Regions from separate parts of the Mus musculus genome. Here region 1 is linked to region 2. The links are chromatin loops, found by intact Hi-C in ENCODE. Cell type or tissue: left cerebral cortex. All regions are shown on one strand. Each heading gives the region's core, and the rest is flanking DNA. Links, peaks and the distances in the headings are about the cores only. Region 1 holds the start of 4833428L15Rik (RIKEN cDNA 4833428L15 gene). Region 2 overlaps Dscaml1 (DS cell adhesion molecule like 1).

Evidence for each region. A loop is a pair of places that touch in the nucleus more often than their neighbours do. Peaks named below come from ENCODE experiments on the same cell type or tissue, not always from the same donor. Only the 100,000 strongest peaks of a DNase experiment are listed, where the experiment ranks them.
Region 1: it touches region 2 in a loop (7-fold over the local background); 2 of 42 quality-filtered maps call a loop at or near these places.

The regions. Positions count from the first base shown.
Region 1 is chr9:45,430,932-45,435,315 of GRCm38, reverse strand. The region is part of intron 1 of Dscaml1 (DS cell adhesion molecule like 1); the gene reads right to left. 4833428L15Rik (RIKEN cDNA 4833428L15 gene) reads left to right here and starts at 4,084. Exons shown (of 5, transcript NR_040732.1): 1 at 4,084-4,171. In left cerebral cortex, for the core only: no CTCF peak of the experiment used is centred there; DNase peaks (open chromatin) are centred at 2,404, 3,124, 3,508, 3,693 and 2 more places; H3K4me3 peaks cover 2,774 bases; H3K27ac peaks cover 2,889 bases.
Region 2 is chr9:45,515,623-45,520,006 of GRCm38, reverse strand. All of the region lies in intron 3 of Dscaml1 (DS cell adhesion molecule like 1), which reads right to left. Among named protein-coding and RNA genes, the nearest start is that of 4833428L15Rik, 87 kb to the right of the region's middle. In left cerebral cortex, for the core only: no CTCF peak of the experiment used is centred there; DNase peaks (open chromatin) are centred at 1,739 and 2,021; H3K27ac peaks cover 683 bases.

The DNA of each region.
Region 1 (4,384 bases), core at 86-4,085, 85 kb after region 2:
TGAGCGCACACATGCACGCACACAAGCACGCACGCGCACACACACCAATATATGAAACAGATAAGCACTTGATTGACTCTGTCCCTCTATTTCCACACCCCCTGAAGCCCCCACTTAGAGCACCCTTTGAAGCATGAACCCCCTGGGCTTGAATGGACCAGAACCCTTCTGGACCAGCAAGCATGCAGAGGCACATTCCAGGACTTGGAACCAGGTGAGATTTGCTCAGGGCCCCAGAAAAACAGACAAGGCCATCCCTAGGCCGTGCTCCCACCACAGATATCCTAGCTGGCTGGCCAAGAGTCATCACACTGCTCTCCTAAGCGCCTGCCCTCCAAACATTATTTAAGCAATATACAGCTCATCTGCCTTCTCACAGACCCCAGAGAACTTCTGTGGGCCCAAACAACCTTAATCACAGGAAAAATGACGCCTCAATGGTCAACACCCCCCCCCCAAAGGCTGAAGGACAAGGCAGCACCTTGCCTCCCCTAGTACTCCCATCCCATCCACCTATGGTTTGTCACTCCTAACCACAACCCGAAGCATTCTGCTCCCACTGTTCGAATGCTCTATTCCCAGATGGTTAGCACTGCCCCTAGGTAGGTTCCTATAACTGGAATCCTGAGGCACCAGAAGAACAGCGTATACTCCATATTTGCTCTGCCTTGGGTTATCTCTGGCCATTGTCACCCAGCCTATCCTAATCACCCAGAGCCACTCTCTATCTTGGATATAGAAACGGGGAGCTGCCAGGCTGCTCTGACAGTGCTAAGTGTGGGTAGGCCTGAAACTTGGAAACTGTATGGAAGTTACCAGGCCTTTTCTCTCCCACTCCTGTCCATTCCGTTCCATGCAAGGAAAAAGCTACTGCTTAACTCCTACTGAAGCTGGGATTAGGATGCTGGGTTCTTGGCCTGGCTAGGTGAGCATGCAAATCAACATGCAAATGATATGCAAATCTGGAGCCTGTTCTTAGGTTCCTGGCCTCCTGCCATCTCTGCTGCATTCAGTTCACTATTCTGGTACCCTGATTCCAATCAATGTACTAGGTTAGGGGCTAGGGAAGCACTTCAGTAAACTAGGGGACCTTCCCTTGTAACTACTTCAAATTCCCCTCCAAGAAACATTTCCTCCAAGAACGTAGGGAAGGAGGGAACCTCCAGCCTCAGGCCTGATCACCCAGCTAGAGCTCTCTGAACAAATAAAGTCGTATTTCACCAGCCAAGGCAGGGAACCAAACCAATCACAAGGATGGCATCCCTAAAGACACGGAGAGACTAAGGGCTCTTATGGTACACACCCCCTGCCAAAGGCTCCACACCTGTGACATGTTCTAAGCATATCCTCGCCCTGTGTTTGGGGACCCCTTGTCTAACTGCTTCTTGAGCAAACCATCAGCAGGCCAAAGCTGACTGTTTGTGTGCCCACCTCTCCCCTCTCTGTAAGAAAAACAGCGGCTCTGGCCAGTGCCCAGCATCTGCTCAACTTCAGGACTGCCTTTGGGTCAACTGCTTACTCGCTTTTTGTGTCTAATTGAGCTCCTCGTTCTGCGGCAGAAATGTATTAAGGCAGCTGGTGTTGATGCCCAGGAAAAGGAGGCATCTGAAAGGCTCGGTGGGTATCATGGCACTTGCTTTTCCCTTCATCTTATCCTAGCAGCCAGGGTCCTGGCCCACCCTTTTCCTCCTCCCAGATACTCACTGGTCCTTTGCCTACCCCCACCCCCAAGTTGTTCTTGCCACTTCGAGATTTTAAAAACATGCCCCCAGTAAACCCCCCTTTTTAATTAGACACTGAACGGAATGCTAGAGATTTTCTTAATGGCCTGACAAAGGCTTTTAATTTGGTCTTCTCCAGAGAGAGGAACCCTGAGTCTCCATCGGAGAGGTTGGGGTGGGAAATGAAAAAATCAATGCAACCCATTATTTTGGCTTTTAGAAAACAGGAATTTTAGTGCCGAGGAAGCTTGTTCTTTTACACAGTAAAAATGCAAATTCGGGCAACACAGATGCTGGCACGCTGGATGTAACAACAGAGAGAGCCTCACTGGGGTTCATCTGGCTGCCCAGACCTGGATTTGTTTTGGCAATAATAAGGCAGTTATTGGAGACTCGATAACCGATTATTAAAACACCTTCCTGGTTTAGTTCTGGGGAAACAGGCTGAGCTCGGGCTTCGTCAAAAAAAAAAAAAAAAAAAAAAAGGTATTTTGAGAGGAATGGAAATAACAGAAGCTTAAAACACATTCAATAACTGCTTAATTCCATCCAGAGGACGCTCCATCTCCTCCTGTTTTCTTCTCTCTGCCTGCCGCCTCCCGCTCCTCACAGATGGACGTACAAATTATTGCAAGAGGATATTGTTTTCTGTAACAGGCTGGAACATTCGCATTTACATTTTCCTTGGTGCCGCGGGGGTGACTGGCAACGAGAGAGAAATAAACCACGCCCCATCTTTCTTGCTTTCCCCACATTACGTCTTCCCCCCTCCCCAGCCGCCTCCACCACCCACCTACCATGCCACCCCAAGCAGAACAGGCCCCTGGGGATCAGCCTGGCACCTAAGACCCAATTAAGGCACCAAGGAAAAGATAGGCCTGTCTGGCAAGGCTGCCTGGCGCCCAGCACAGATGCTGGTGCTCTGAATGGCAAGGGAGCCAAGGATCTGCAGACCCAAAGGCCACCCAGGGCCGCCATACCTGGTAACTCCTGTCTACCCACAAGACCTAGTTGTGGCAACTTCCTGCCTGCGTAGGAGAGGGCTCTGCCCCTCCAGCTGTTGCCCTGTGGCCTTCTGGGCCTTTCTCCACCCCCACCCCCATCTGCTCCTTCCCTATCAAATAACTGGGGCTTCATTTATTAATGCAGCGCTCCTGGGTGGGGGTGGGTGCAGTCCTGCAGGTATTTGTGAAGGAGGCTGCAGGGCTGAGAAATGGGCTGTTCCTGGGAGCAAGGTTAGGGACAAAGCAACTGAGTGTGGCCACAGCTCTGGTCCGTGTTCCTTGCCTGACAAATGGAAAAGGGAAGGGGGTTGGAGTGAGAGCTATGGAGAGAGAAAGCCGCTCCTCACCTTATGTATATTTAATATTAACGTAATTAAAGCTGTGAGCCAAACCAGCCTGCCAGGGTGGAGGGAAGCAGGAAGAGCCCCAAGAAAGAAAATTGGTGTGTGTGGTGTGTGTGTGTGTGTGTGTGTGTGTGTGTGTGTGTGTGTGGTGTGTACTGGAAGCAGGAGGCAAGATTGTTGCTCTCAGGTGGGATGAAGAGGTCAGATTAGGAGTCCAGGGGGGCAAGGAGTTAAGCAAGCAAGTCTAGCCTTGGTGTGTTACCCGGTGGCCCCCTTGGCCTGAGAAAGTCCATTACTTTGCTCACCATTTGAGGCCACCCGCTACCCAGCACCCGTATCTTCTGGACAGAATCCCAGTGGACTAGGCCATCAGACTGGCTCTGAGTAGGCCATCAGACTGGCTCTGACCCGGCCATAGCACTAATAAGGGCTAGGTTCCTCCTTTAATCTACCGAGCATTGCTTTGGGCTCTGGCAGGTTACAAACTCCGTACATCTCCAGGCATTAGCAGAGGACTAGACCCCTCCCCCGGGCTCTTGGCTGTCCTTCTCCATTGCCTAGAGGGGCAAGAATTATTATTGGACCAGGCCAACCCATGCAAAGGGGGCGAAAGGAGAAGCTGCCCTCTGGGCGCGAAGGAGAAAAGTTAGAGGCTTGAGCAGGTAAAGCCGAGAAGCGTCTGTGCTCTACAGCGCAAGGGCGCGGAGTTCGGCCGCCTCCTCTCCCTCCTGCCATCTGCGCGCCCGGGGGCACGTCCTCTACCACAGCCTAGAAGCTCAACTGCCCGCGCTGCCCAAGTGTCGATTTGGTGCCCAGATTGCTAACCATCGAAAATGCCTGCTTTTTGCCAACCCCTCAGTCCCGGCTGCCTCTCAGATCAGGTGCACGGAACCCCGGGAGCAGGTCTGGACATGCCGGACACCTGGACCCACCCCTAGCAACCTTTTCTCTCCCGGGAAAGGGACACGCCCCCCAGTCTGAACACTTGTCCCCAGGTCCAGCAGGCCAAGCGCCGGAGCGGAGAGTCTTGCACCTTGGGGCGCGCTGCCTAAGGTGGTCAGGGAGACGCAGAGAAGCCGGAGCCAGCGCCTGGGGTACAGGGGTGAGACATAGGTGATGGCGACTCTTGGGTCTGAAGAACAAACTTGGTGTCCGAGGGAACCCCCACCCCTGGGGACCCCTAGCTCCCCAGCCCTGCACCCAGCCAGGCGCGGATAAGCGCCATGCGGTGCGCCGGCATTTGCGCCAGGGCGGGGGTCGAGGGCGGTCGAGGGGCGCACGAAGCTACGGCAGGAGTGATCTTCCCTAGGTCCAA
Region 2 (4,384 bases), core at 193-4,192:
GCAGATCTATGGCCACTGGGAACGGAAGTCAGGCAGTACAGAATGCAAGAGCCCCAGTGTGCAGCGATGCCTGTGAAGGCTCACAGCTCAGCTTCCAGCTCTGAGTCACTCCTGGGCTTTTTCATCGCAGCCTTCACTAGGTGACCTGTACCACCTCATGTTCTGGCTAAGAGGGGCTACAAAGATTACTCTTTTTCTTCCTTGGGTTATTTCGCCACTCCTACCCCCGACTATTCAGATCTCTGTCTGGTCTTTGCTTTGGACTCCACCTGACACCCTCTCCTGGTTCCACACTCTTGGATTCTGACCTGGGAGACACTGTTTATTAAACAGCAGGGAAATATTAACACCAAACAAACTAACTACTTCTGAGGTTGCTAGGTTTTGGGTCCCAGGAACCTTGGTTTCCAAGTGACTAAGGAGGATTTTAGCTCTATTTGCTTGACTTATCAAAACTCAAAATAGGAATCTTCACCTACTCCTGATATTCTGGAAAACCTGGAAGCAAGGTTTCCCTTCTGGTCAGGACAATACCAGGCAGATGAGTGGAAGAAGTAAGTTGTTTGCCCCCGAGGACTGTGGTACCCTGAGATTCAGAGACTTATACCCGGAAAAGTCCTCAGTGCCCAGCCCAGAATCGTGCACGTTGCGTCAGTCTGAGACCCACTGCAAGGGAAGAGGAGCAGCTACAACACTGTGAGAATCTTGACCTCTGCCATCCCAATCCTGCAGGGGCAGGCACTGGGCCCACCCTGGCCAGCTCTGCTCTGGCACTGTCCGGTTTCTTCCTCATTAAGCAATGCTATCCCTGTTCTGCATCCAGGACATTGAGACTCAGAATACTAGGTAACTTGTCTAAAAATCACAAAACACTGTCCAGATCCATTCACGCTCTTAACATCTGTGTGGAAAAGAGAAGGTGAGATGGACCGGGAAATGGGTGGGAAAGAGGGAGAGAGGGAGGGGAGGCAGGAAGGGAAAAGAAGGAGAGATAAAGAGATAGATAGATAGATAGATAGATAGATAGAGAGAGACAGAGACAGAGAGAGATAAATAGAGATAGAGTCAGAGGGAGGGAGTGGGGAAGGCAGGTAACCATCTAGGAACAAGATGGCAATAAAATGAGAGGGAGAGAGAAGAGAGGGGAGAGAGAGAGAGAGAGAGATATGATTATCATTCCTTAGACTTCTTCCCTATAAACGTAAAAGGCCCTCACATAGCTGTTCTCTTTTCTTTCTAGAACCCAACATGGTAGCCATTTCCTGACTGCCATCTTACCTTTTCGGCTTCCTCAGACATACCCTTTGCTTAAGACCATTTCTTAAAAGACAGGTGGCAATATTCATCAGGAAAAGTCTTGTGGCTGCTGCTCTCCACCATGACCAAGCTGGGCAGATTGGCAGGGAGGACCAGGAGCTGCAGGGAGGAGGGCTGAGCATGGCTTGACACTTAACATTCCTTCTAGTGACTCCAGCAGGGAGCCCCAGTGCTGAGAACATATGTTCTCTTGTTTCGGCTCCAGCCAAAGGGAAAAGGTAGGTGTCACGCACACCCACACCCCAGGAACAATGCAAGTATTAATAACTGTTTTAATTGTACTCGAGTCTCAGCATATTTCCCCCGTGGTACCTCAAAAGCCATTTACGTTGGTACTTCATAGCAGGGATGGTACTATCCACTGGGGGCCCAGCCAGGCTGGTGGTGACTAAGAGAGAAGTCTTCATTCAGAACAAGGCTGCAAATGTGGCTCCATTTCTCCAGCGCGCATTAGTGGGTGGTGGAGGCAGTGAGCTAAGTGGAGCTCTGTCAGTGTACGTGTGTGCCCCGGATGTGTGTGTGTGTGTGTGTGTGTGTGTGTGTGTGTGTGTGTGTGCTGCTTCCATTTGACTTTCAGTACCCACGAGGGAGTGAGGCAAGTCTGGGGGCTGAAGAGGGGCGGGGAATGCAGATAACCCCCTACAATGCAGAATCTAAAAATAGCATGCACTTGCCTTTGACTTGCAATGTATGATTCTCTCCCCGCCCCCCGCAGACTCACCTTTCTAATTTTATTTTGCTTAGGCTGTTATTAAAATGAGTTTGCAGTCTCAGATAGAACTTCAACAGCTCTAGAACGTGGGAGGAAGCGGGTGCCCAGTGGCAGAGAACTCCAGCCTCAGAATCCCCTTGTACCGTGGACAAATAGTCTTAGTGGAAAATCAGTCAGCTTTAGGCATGAATTCTGTTTTCCATTTAAGATATCACCCTTTCCCCCTTTTGTTAGAAAGAAGACACTTTCTGCTTCGAAGCAATGCGGAGATTTTTATCTACTGCTAAAAATTCTTCCTCTTGAAGACCAGCGTGTGCATCCCAGAACTTGTATGAAGATGGCTCTTTCTATAACCCAGGGTTCCTACAGCCTGCCGGAAGCCAGAGACAGAAGAATGTCAGAAGCTTGAGGCCCAGCTAGCCAGGCTGAGCACAGAGCAACAAAGAGATGCTGTCTCCAACAAGGGAGAATGCAAGGGCCATCACTGAGATAGCCCTCGGGCCTCCACACATGAGTCATGGCATTTGCACACCTACTCTTGACACACACATCACACAAACACACAAAGAAAATAAAATCAATATTCTCCCTCCATTCTTTCATTGGTGGGACTTCTGAGCTCTCAGAGATAGGTAGAAGGCTGAGGACGTCCCACTTCAGTGTGCTTTACTTAGGGACATCACAGAGAATGAAGAGAGCCCGTCTTCTTCATATTGACCCAGATCCATATGTCTGCTGGCCATCCATATGGTTGGTAGAAGCCCTCCTGCCCATTGCGCTTCTACTTCCCATCCAATGGACTCGTGCTGTCTTTGGTTGTAGAAGCTCTCCCTAGTTCATTTTTGTTATTGTTTTCCTGGGGGTTTTGTTGGTTGGTTGGCTCAATAATTTCAAAGAAGTCTTTCCTATTTTATGTAAAGGGAAACAAAAGCCTAGGGGTCCATGAAGATCTTGGCTCAGCTTACTGCTACCTCATACATGTCTTCCAGCTGACCCATTCCCACAGAGGAAGGCAACCAGAGTGCAGTGTTTAGTTTAAGTGCTGAGGGAAAAAAAAGAGGAGTCAGCCAGAAGGTGTACTATAGATCCTTTTATCACATGTATCCGGGGCCACACTGACTTTCCTGTCTACTGCGAGCCAGGACAGTGAAAGCTACCCACCAAAGAAGCAGATGTAGCTGTGTCCAACATAATTAGGCTTTTACTTCTTGCTCAGTGGACACATGTTGTATATACCAGGAAGAAAGACGGAGGCCCAATGTCTAGTGTCTCTTCTGCCATTGAAACCTTGGGCATGTGCCTTAATGCATTTTTCTATGAACTTATCCAAGTATCAAAAACATCCTGGGGCCTTTTTTTTTTTTTAAAGTAAAGACTCTTGAAGTCTTTATGGAACTACTGATCTGGTCTGTCATATGCTACATAACTCAAGGAGGTCACTGACCACACATTTACATCCCCATACTTAAACCTATGTTCATTCCTCTATAAAAAGATGGGGGTGAACCAGATGTGGTAGTACATGCCTATAATCCTAGCACTTTTGAGGCAGAGGCAAATGGATCCCTGTGAATTTGGGCCAGCCTGGTCTGCTCAGCAAGTTTCAGGACAGCCAAGGCTACACAGTGAGATCCTGTCTCTAAAACCATGGGGGAAGTGTAGACCAAATAACTTCAAAGGCAATATCAGCTGACCATTATTGCAAGAGCTATATTTCTATACCTCCATAATCAATACACACTGGAAATAAGAGTTTCAAAATGAGTTTGGGCTCATATGAACAATCAAGCTCTTGTCCCCTCCCATCCTGGGATATGGTCTGCTTGCCTTTGCATGAGCTTCTCGTGGTAACTGCTGGGTTTTCAGCTGCCTAAGAAGTCAGTGCTTTGTTAGAGGACATGATCTGAGTCTCTCGCTGGAATGTTCTTGGCCCAGAGGTTTGATGGCTGGAAAGCAAACTCTTAAGTGGAAGGCATGATTTAGGACCAGTCAGTCCCAGTCAAAGCAACAAAATAAATATGATTTTGTGGAGGCTAGAAACATGGTGGCAACAAAGGGGAGAAGCTTTGGGTTTGCAGAAAGAGCAAACAGGGACAGAACAAACACTCTGTGAGGGCCTTGGGCCTTCTCTTCCCTCTGCTCCTCCATCTTCTCTCTGGAGGGGTTTGTGGGGCAATATGCAGGACTCCTCAAATTGATTTTCCTAGTCTCCATTAAGGCAGAAGTGCTATTTGACTCAAGGTAGGCTAGCTGCCTGAAGGTGGGTAGACCAGATGTCCTTCAAAGCAATGTCCTAAGGCCTATGTTCCTGCCTTGGGGAAGTGTGCATCTTCTCCAGCCATAGGAGGTTCAAGC